2 separate regions of the Homo sapiens genome follow, and region 2 is linked to region 1. Evidence: chromatin loops called from intact Hi-C (ENCODE). Cell type or tissue: IMR-90. All regions are shown on one strand. Links, peaks and the distances in the headings refer to the core of each region. The heading gives the core; the rest is flanking DNA.

Evidence for each region. A loop is a pair of places that touch in the nucleus more often than their neighbours do. Peaks named below come from ENCODE experiments on the same cell type or tissue, not always from the same donor. Only the 100,000 strongest peaks of a DNase experiment are listed, where the experiment ranks them.
Region 2: it touches region 1 in a loop (4-fold over the local background); 2 of 110 quality-filtered maps call a loop at or near these places.

Annotation. Positions count from the first base shown.
Region 1 is chr6:71,507,376-71,512,763 of GRCh38, reverse strand. No RefSeq gene overlaps it. Among named protein-coding and RNA genes, the nearest start is that of LINC01626, 89 kb to the right of the region's middle. In IMR-90, for the core only: a CTCF peak has its summit at 2,467 (motif pointing right); a DNase peak (open chromatin) is centred at 2,493.
Region 2 is chr6:71,010,344-71,015,731 of GRCh38, reverse strand. No RefSeq gene overlaps it. Among named protein-coding and RNA genes, the nearest start is that of B3GAT2, 56 kb to the right of the region's middle. RefSeq lists an enhancer at 5,361-5,388. In IMR-90, for the core only: a CTCF peak has its summit at 2,696 (motif pointing right); no DNase peak of the experiment used is centred there; H3K27me3 peaks cover 383 bases.

The DNA of each region.
Region 1 (5,388 bases), core at 97-5,096:
AGTAAGAATCTCTTGAAGCTGCTGAATGCTGAATGCTTTTTAAAGAAATGTCCAATAAAGTATGTCATATCACAAAGATAGGTCCAGTTATTACCTTTTTTTTTTTCACATGAAAAACCTGAAGTCAACAGTGGTTTCTCAACCACATGGCTCACAGCTGAGTTGTCCTTAATTTCCCTTTCCCACATACCCCACACCAATTCCATTAGCAAGTCCTGTCAGCCCTATCTTCAAAATATATCCCAAGTCCAACCAGTTCTTACCACTTCACTGCTGCCACCCTAGTTCAATTGGCAACTATCACTTTTCAGAACAGCTGCAACAGCCTCTAATTTCTCTTTCTGTATGCGTTCCCACCCTCCGACTATCCAGTGCCTACACACAGCCAGAAAGATCTTTCCAACGTTTAAATCAGATCATGTGCCTCCTCTAGCCACAAATCCTCCAATGACTTTCCATTACCTTCAGGGCTTTTTGTGATTAGCCCCTTCCTGTATCTCTGATTTTACCATGCTCAACTTTCTCCCCAATTCACCATCCTCCAGCCAAATTGGGTAGCTTTCTGTGCTTCAAACATGCCAATCTTCCTGACTCAGGGTCTTTGTCCCTACTCCTGCTTCTTTCTGGGTTTCTTTTCCTTCAGATCTTTTCATGATTGATTTTTTTTAAGAGACAGGGTCTCGCTATGTTGGCCAAGTTGTTCTTGAGGTCTTGAACTCCTGGCCTCAAGCAATTCTCCCACCTCGGTCTCCCAAAGTGCTAGGATTACAGGAATGAGCCACCGCACCCAGCCATGATTGCTTCTTTATGCTCAGTCTTGTCTCAAGTGTTACTTCCTCAGAGAGGTTCCCAGTCTTAGCAAAGCAGCTTTTCCCCCATTCCTCTATCATATTGTTCTCCTTTATCTTCTTCATAACACTATTGACATCTGAAATTATTTTATTTATTATGTGTTTATCACTTCCTCAATATTAGTTATCAATCACTGCATAATTATGTAAAACTTCGCAGCTTGAAACAACAACAATCATTTATTATCTCACATACTTTTTTGTGAGTTAAGAATTTGGGAGTGGCTTAGTTGGGTTGTTCTGCCTCAGAGTCTCATACAAGGTTGCAGTTAGATGTCAGCCAGGGCTGCAGTCATCTGAAGACTTGACTGGGGCTAGAAAATCTGATTTTAAGATGGCTGACACACATGGTAGGCAGGTTTATGCTGGTGACCAGACAGAGGTCTCAATTCCTTGCCACATGGATTTCTCCACAGGGCTGCTGGAGTGTCCTCACAATATGGCAGCTGGATTCCCCAAGAGCAAGTGATCCAAGAGAAAGCAAGGCAGAAATCACAATGTGCTTTTTTATCTAGACTTGGAAGTAACACATGGTTGTTCCAGCACTGTCCTATAGTTTATACAGGTCATCCCTATTCAATGTGAGAAAGGACTAGACTAGGGTAGAAATATATATATATATAAAATATATATATCACATGAATATATATATTGAATATATATGAATATATATTCATATGATATATATATAAAGAGGCAAAAATCATTTGGGGGGCACTTTGGATGCTGGCTGACACACCCTGGAAATCCTGACTCTGTCCTGTTTAAAAATATCCCTACTGACCAGGAAAATATCTGATGCTCAGTAAATGATTAATAGTTGACCAGCTGGTTAATGGAAGATTTGTATCTCAGTTTCTGAGTTTGTGTTCATGCATATGTGTGTTTGTAAAAAACACTAACTGGGAATCAAAGGAAGTGAGTTCCTTCTTAGCTTTGTCCTGACTTGGTCATGTGCCCATGTATAAGTCACTTAACCTTCATGATCTTCAATAGCTTCATCTATAAACTGGGAATAATATGTATCCTGTCTCATGCCCACATTTGCTGTAAACATTGTGTAATGGAAACTTTGCTCAATTTGGATTCAGAATAACAAATTCTGGATTCAAATCTTGTGGTAGTAAAGTTGTGTCACATTAGTCCTCACCCTCCATTTCCTTTTTAACAGAACAAATAGGTTAAATTAGATCATCTGTAATGTTCTTCAGATTCTATAGTCTCTATGGCTAATGCAACAAATGATGTAATTTGAGGGCACTTTAAGAAACAGTATTGTGTGGTTTTGCAAAGAACATTATTATTATTACCAAAAGAGTCACAACACAAGTCAACCTGTCATTAAAGTAGCAGTTTGGCATTCTGATTGAGGGATGGGCAGGCCAGCACGGCAATGTCACACATTGTTAGAAGGGCCTAGAGGACAATTAGAGGTGGAATTGGCAATTACTGGCAATCCCGACTTCAGTTGATCGTGCTGTTGCGACCACTTCGCAGGCTCCACTTCAGCTGGCTAAAACCTTGCCAATGGCCTCTGAGGTTTCTGATTTGATGGCCCAGATAATTCAAGAAAGTGTGAGGAAAAACTTTCTCACCAGGGCCCCAGAGGGCACCCTTGCACCTTTCTAGAAATGAAGGGTAACAGCCTCAACCACAAGTCAGCTGTGATTTGTGAGTACTATAAACACAGACTTATTTTAGAATTCTGGTCAGCCTCTCTCAGTCCCCACATGTACTCATGGACCTCAGCCAAGAACAATTCCCCTCCCTAAATTGTAAGAAATCTTCAAAGGCCACCAAATCACTAAATGCAAAAGACTCCTGGTAAAACTCCTTCATCATAAGATGTCATTTAATATTCTCTCTGCTTTTGTTTTAAAACTTGTTTATCAGAAGTCAGTAAGAATTGAGGCAATAACACCTATCACATTTGTACTTCAGGCATGTTTGTTTTTTCAATATCATTTGAAAACTAAGATTTGTAGGTTTTGCAAAACACATATTTTTTTATTTGGCATAGAGACAGTTTAACTTTGAGATCTCTCACTAATTGTTTTTCTTACTAAAACAGCTTCAACTTTGGCAATCATAACCCACTTGGTCCTCATAGTGGACAATACACTTAGCAGCCTGTATTTTATATATATATATACACATTATACATAGTAACAGAAAAGTAAATGTCTACAGAAATGTTATTGTTTATATCTTGTATGAATAATATTTCCCATACTTCTAAGAACTCAGAAACATATCTTTCATCTGTCTTTAGAATAAACTCTGGGGTGTAAAATTCTGAACAATGATGTAACTGATATATTTGAACAAACATCTGTAAAGCAAGACAAAGTGTCATTGATTTGTTTGTGGAACTAGACCATTTGAAGTCAAGTATGTGGATCTTAGTGGCTTACTTGTCAGCATTCTTACCAGTGGTGGCTAGTTAAAATAAGCTTAAAACATTCAAGCATATTAACACAGCTCTGGGCATAGGACCCAAAAGAAAACATTAGGATTCAAAGCAATACAAAACAGTGCTACCAATTACACTGCATTACACTTCTTAGATTTTTGATGCTTAATCCCTCAAAGCCACCTTGAACCATGTGCTGAAGCCACCAAGAGTGTTGAATGAAAAAATCCAAGGGGATTAAGGAGTCATTTCCACTAGAGAGAAACACGTTTTCTCAGCTGTTCTGGTTTCTATGAGGAGGGATTTTCCCTAAACACTTCTGCCCTATTTCTGTTCCTTTACTCCCTTTCTCCTGGGGAGCAGAGAAATCTATCATACTGGGAATTTAAGGGTAAATTTGGCATGCTGAGCTCAGTTTCACCCACCATCATTTTTGGAAGAAAGAGACCCTCTGCTCCTTCATTCTTAAATCCTATCTGGCAAGATAACGCCCCCCTTATCCCGCAAGCTGGGGAGGCTCACTAGGCTCCAGCATTATAAATAGAGTGGATAAGTCTCTGAGGGTCAGTTAGCGGAATAGTTCTTTCTCACAAAGAACAAACTTCAACTTTCCCAATATTTTGGGATTCCATCTGTCAATCTTTGTCTTATACTGTGTAACAGTATCTTACAGTATCCAACGATGTCCAACAAACCAATTAACAGAAAAGTTTCTCCACATTTTTTATATCCCCCAAATCTAGCCCACACGTGCAGCTATATACTGGGTTTGAAGAAATACACATGTTAAGAAGGTATATAGTTAAGGTTGAGACTTAAGAAAATGCTCTTGATACCATGTTAAGTGAAAAGAGAGGTAAAAATTTTGTCCATATTGTGAACACTGCATTAAGCATTCATGAAAGTCCACTTTTTTTTGCAAAATCATTAGTATTTTATTGAGTTTTATAAAATATTTTTTTCATGTTTTAGTTGGTTCTCTCCCTACTGAAATACATCTTATTATATTTTCAAATAGGTTTCCTAAGCAGAGACCTCTTGCTTAGCATACAACTCCGAAGAAAAAAAGCTATTTTGTGTAGAAAGCAAAATAGTTGTTTTATAATCAGCAAATGCAGTATCTACAAATACTGTTATTTATTTTATCCAGTCAATATAGAGGAAAAGAACTTTCTAGTGTTTCTTCCTTATCTGTGTTTTTTCTTCTTTACTCCATACTTTTTCCTATGCTTTGAAATCATATTCAAAGTCCCATTTCTTTATTTTTATTGTTATTTTTGAGACAGCCTCATTCTGTTGCCAAGACTGGAGTGCAGTGGCATGATATCGGATCACTGCAACCTTCACATCCTGGGTTCAAGCAATTCTCATGCCTCAGTCTCCCAAGTAGCTGGGATTACAGTCACCCACAACCACACTTGTCTAATTTTTGTGTTTTTAGTAGACACAGGTTTTATACATGCCGCCCAGGCTGGTCTCAAACTCCTGGCCTCAAGTGATCCACCCACCTCAGCCTCCCAAAGTTCTGGGATTACAAGCATGAGCCACCACGCCAGCCAAAGGTCCCATTTCTTTCTTGACAGCCACTGTCAGGAACTCTGATCTGAGTCAAATGGAAGTTGGATGGGATTATGAAAAATTTTGAGGGCTGCCTCAATTCAAGCACCTAAGTGAGTCCATGAGAATATTATTATTTGTCTTTAATATTTGTAATATTCCTGCAATTATATTGATATCTATATAATGAAGCTAGGAGAATCACATATACAGCATTGAGGTGGACTGCTCATTGCTATTACATTGAAATGAAGAGAAAACTCTAATTTTCAGGAGGAAAATTTTATATCACTCACCACCTAAATGTTTCAGTTAATATTAAGGTCTAAATTTATTAATAGTTCTACCTTTTTAGCCTATATTCAGTTTACAGGCTAGTAGGAAACGTTCCATGTAACGTGTGTGTGTGTGTGTGTGTGTGTGTGTGTGCGCACGCATGGGTTTAAAAAACAGGTGTGAATTGAGGATGCTCTGATTTGAATGCCTGTGTCAGTGTTTGAATGCCTGTGTCAGTGTTTTTTCAGCCTCTTCTATAGTACACCAGGGCATTTAAATCTACTTTCTCAG
Region 2 (5,388 bases), core at 260-5,259, 500 kb after region 1:
TTTTTTTAAACAACACTTCAAGCTTATTCTTTCCAAAATCAATTTAACTATTTTCCTCCAAAAATGACTTTTTATCTTATAGTATCTCAACTTACACTAAGACTTTCCATTCAGGCACCCCAGCATTACATCATGGACCTCAGTTCCTCTTTCTCTGTCCCTAATTACAATTGATCCTACCTCCTAAATCTCTTTCTCATTTGTTTTTGTGTGTTCATTCCTACCTCCATCAGCTCAGTTAAAGCCCCTAATATCTATCACCTGGACCATTGAAACAGCTTCCTAATTGCTTTTCCTGCCTCTGGTTCTCCTCTCTTCAAATGGTAAACAATTTCCTGTCTAGGAAACAAATCTGATCATGTCACTCTTCTGAAAAACCTCTAATGGTTCCACATTGTTCATGGGGCAATGTCCTGACTCTTAACCCAGCACTCAAGGCCCTTGAGAAATGCCCTGGCCTGCAATTTGGGCCTCATCTCCCTGCTCTTCCCCGTGTGCCTGGAACTTTAGTGTCCCTGAATGGCTCACTCATTCCCGGATGTATCTTCTCATGCCGTTCTCTGCCTGGCATGCTCATGCCCCCTCTCCATTACCAAACTCTTAATATTTATTACCAGTCCTAGCAGAGTTGTCACTCCTCCTTGAAGCCTTCCCTACCCACCACCACCCCCCTCTAAAATAGTGGTAGACAAACCATCAGTATCACCTGGAGCTTGTTAGAAATGCAAATTCTCAGAACCCACCGAAGACCTACTGAAGCCAAACCTCTGGGCGTGGTCACAGCAATCGGTAGTTTAACAAACCCTGCAGGTGATTCTAATGCACGTTTGTGTTTGAGAACTACTGCTCTAAAGACTATTTATCAGCTATTTCTCTTCATACTAATGGTAATTACCCAAGTTTCTTCTCCATTACTTAAGAAGAAGTATCTCACATGCAGGAAGCTTGTCTTACTCATCTTAGTTACTTCAGTGTCTGAAACATAGAAGTCTATCAATCGCTCTGCAAATCAAATCCGAAATAAATAAGTTGGGGAAGGGGCTGTGATGGGGAGATATTGGTCAAAGAATACAAAATTTCAGTTGGGATGAATAAATTCTGGAGATCTATTGTACAGTATGGTGACTATAAACAATAATAACATATACTTTTAAAAATATTATATACTTGAAAACTGCTGAGAGATTATCTTAAATGTTCTCACCACAAAACATAACTCCGTGAGATAATATATATGTGAATTAGCTTGATCAATCATTTCACAACATACACATATTTCAAAACATTACATTGTACATTGTAAATATATACAAGTTTTATTTGTCAATTATACCTCACTAAAGCTGGGAAATTTTTTAAATAAATTTTTTACCTAAAATTGAAGAACTCCTGTTATCATACTCCTGGCTTTTTACAGTCCTATCTATAACATTAAAATTTTTTAAACTATAGTTTTTCCTCATGTCCCTTCCCTAACTTGCCAGATTCTCCAGATGTCAATCCTTCCAGAGTTGGATGGTTCTTGTCCCCACAGAACAGAGTGTGAAATCCCAATAATCAACCCAGCATGGCAGGCAGCCTCCAACACCAGTTTTTCTTCCTTTGACAATGGACCCTGTGCAGCAAGCTTTTAGGAACCAGCTTTAGTCCAAGTGCCTGAAGCACTTTATACTCATTCATCTGAAATTGCTGGTTATAGGACAATTTCACAGACACAGACACACACACACACACACACACACACACCCCTTGTTGAAGGCCCAAGTAAATATTTAGCATTATCAATAAGGATAATCCCATTAAAGTGAAATAAGAGAAAAATGTTAATGGCTAAACTGAATATATTTGGTTATTGTTTCTCTTTTGAGAAATATATCTCGTGCCATAATGGTATTTTAGTGTAACTCTAAAGTGTGTTTATACAAAATTAGAGAAACTTTGGTTCCACTTTGTGGCAGCACCATAATGTCTATGTCACATGATGCCAACTATTAAATATTAATACAAAGGCAGGGATTTAATGTCTGTTTCCCCTAGAGGAGTGCCTGGTACGAGGTAGGCTGTTGATAATATTTGTTGATTATTGATTTTTTTATTGGTCCTAATAACTGAATTTTTAGTTAAGCCAAAAAATGCACACAGTATAAATATACAGTTTTCACATTATTTTTGTCTAAAAGGAGCTAATGACTAGCTCCATTTTGAACTACAAAATGCAAATTAGTTTCATGTTTTGTTTAAAATTCCTCAGTCTCCTCTAGCTGTCCCTCTGGAGAGTTCAGGTTCTTCCCATCATTTAATGATCTGTTTACTGAAGCCAAGGGCAGAGTTGCTAGTGGTTAACTTCCCAAAACACTGGTTGTTAATAGTAACAGCTGATACGCTGTTGTCTGGCTGCAGCTGTGCTGGGAAATCAATAGTTCTTTGTTGATTAATAACTGATTTCTCCACTGATCAAAATGCACAGATCAATGCACTGCTCCATCTGGTTGCAGCCTCCACCCCCGCTTCCTCCCCAAATAATGGATGCCTCAGCCAAACTGTAGCACCCATTCCTGCCATCCAATTCATGTTTCATTCTGCTCAGAATATGACTGGGATACCCTACGATGAACAAGAAGGTTGGGCCATACCCGAAATTTGGCTTTCAAATTTTATAGCCAGTTATCTGTGCACTACCCCTGCTTCCTGTCCACTAGATGGTGCTACAGACCTGTGTTTGTAACAGTTCACTAGGCTTTGAGAAAGATTGAAAACTGTAGACAGGTGAAATGCTGTGGAATGTTTAAAATCTATGAACGTTAATTCTTTAAACATTCTGGTCTGTGCATGTGTCTTGGCAGGCACTTTAATAAAAAGTCCATCTAAATGAATGGAAATTCACAACTTGCCCATTTATTTATTACACCTGGCAGCCTGGGGCATACACAATTTCAGGGCAAGCACCTCCTGGCACCTCTGTAAACAATATAAAGCAGCTGTTTACTCAGTGCATAACAATTAATGTGCTCCCTAAAGGGTAGAATTTATGACACTGAATACATAAGAGAATGCTTTGTGATCTCCCAAGACACTGCTCAGTAAAATCAGTGGGTTGTCATATCTCAGGTTCATTAATTGCTCTACGGATCCTAATACCCGGTAGAGAAATCAGAGTAGGAATTTAGCCAGTGAGCTTTTGTGTTTCCAGTAATCACCTTTCAGTCAAGATTGAGGGTCAAATTCATGGAGGAATCCAGTTTTTCAAGGAAACCTTGGCTTTTTTTTTTTTTTTTTTTAACTATGAAAGAACTTCCCTTCTGGTTATTTCTATACCAGTTCTACTGCTGGGGGGATGGGGAGCTAGTAGTAAATATGGCTCATTTGGAAAGTGATCTGAATCCTCTTTTGTAAAAAGGCTAATTTTGTTGTTCTATTGTGTTCTTTCCCTTTGTGGCACTGAAGACCTCTCAGCAATAACATAAATCAAGCAGATTTGGCTTGGAGGCAGCCATCAGCTTCCTGTCCTTGTGACAAAATGGACTTAACCTCATTTGCAATCGACCACCCCCTTTTCACTGATTTTGAATTGTTTGGTTAACTCACTTTGGGAAGGAGTATCAATAATTCAGCATTAGCCAGTTGGCATGTCACCCTGACAGATGGAAACAGCTACAGTGCTATTGATTCAGTTACTCCCTCTCAGGGGGCAGTGGTGAGATTCCACCCACCCTCACTCCCCCATCTCCTGTCTATGGGATTAGTGAGAGAATAGCAAATGGTTCCAACACAGTCACTAAACCCTGTCCAAGACCTCCTGACTACAGCCAAATATGCAAATTTCCCAGGATGTTTTCACATCAGAAAAAAAATGAAGAAGCAAGAGCAAAGGGGGCTGAACAAGGCACCGGAGAAGAGAACTGAGCACCTGGGGGTCAGCAAGAGGTGACCCAGAAAAAAAGCCAAGCCAGGGACCAGCCCCCCTGCTCCTGATTCAGCCCCCCTCCCAGACACATCAGCAAAGGACGGGAGGGAGAAGGAAGCGTGTGTGTCTGTGTGTGTGTGTGTGTGTGTGTGTGTGTGTGCATAAAACAGAGAAAGAGAAGGGGACAGAGACAGGCAGATAGATAGAAAAAGAAGAAAGAGATGGTAAAATTGTGGAGGTTTGGTTGTATACCATGTTTGTTTGGGACTGTGTAATTGTTGGCTTCCCTATTCCTCAGGTTTGTCAGCGGCTGTCACTAAGCACAGTTTAGGAAGGTGAGGGACGGTCAATAGTGATCTAGTCTGGTATTACATAGCTTATGGTTAAAGGCCTTAGTCAAGGAATGCACAACAAAAATGTTTGCTTTGTGTCTATAGTTGAAATAAACCTGTTTTATGTTTATGCTGTCTTTGGATTCATAAAAATTTAGAATTCCATAAAGACTTTGGAGTCTTTATGGAATTAGGACATACAAATTAGGACATCAGTAAGATGGCCAACTAGAAGCTCCTAGCACTCTTCCACACACACAAAACAGAACAAAACAATGAATAAATAACTACATTTTGACTAAAATAGCTAAAAGAGAGCACTAGGGAATAGGAAAAATCCAGCAGGAATCCTATAGAGCTCAGAAACCCAAGATGGCCACATAGAAAATGGAAGAAAATACCTCGCCTCCACCACTCCATCCCCACAGTTGAGATCAGCTTGGAACCAGGAGGGACTTTTCCTTGCAGGGAAAAGGTGAGCAAGAGGATCCCAGCACCCCCATCACCATCTCGGCTACCTGCAGTCTTCACTACTGGAGACTCCTACAGTCCTCACAGGTTCTGAGCCCAGCTGAGACAGTTCCCTGGAGTCCATATGCTGAGCTAACCTTAGAGGAGCCTATACTGCATGCCTCCACTAGCCTGTACTGCTACTTCTCTGCACCACTGTGGAACAGAAGCAATGTTAGAGTGAGCTCTGCTCCAGGGTGAGTAGCCATTGTATACCTCCATCCCAAGAGGCTCAGCCACCCCTGTCCCACATCTACCCAGGAGCCCAGTATCTCTGAGCAGAGTTGCTGCTACATCCAACCCCCAGGACCAAGCTACCACAAAGCCGTTTCATCCTGCCGTCTCAGTTGCTGGTATTCCCTCTCCTCAGGGACAAACTGAAGTGATACCCCACAGCCAGGGATCCAGAACTTTGAACTCTCAGAGCAGTCACACCCCTAGAGCTACAGCTGAGGCAGCATCCAGTCCTGTGGCCTCCTGAACACGGGAAAAGTCATGACCCTGGCCCCAGAGCAGATGTAGTAGCCCATCCACCAGGGACCTCAGGTCTTCTGCACAAGAGAGCAGTTGCACCTCCCAGCACCCCAGCTCATCCTGCACTCTACCATCAGGGATGCAGAGGCTCCACTGAACCTGGTAGCT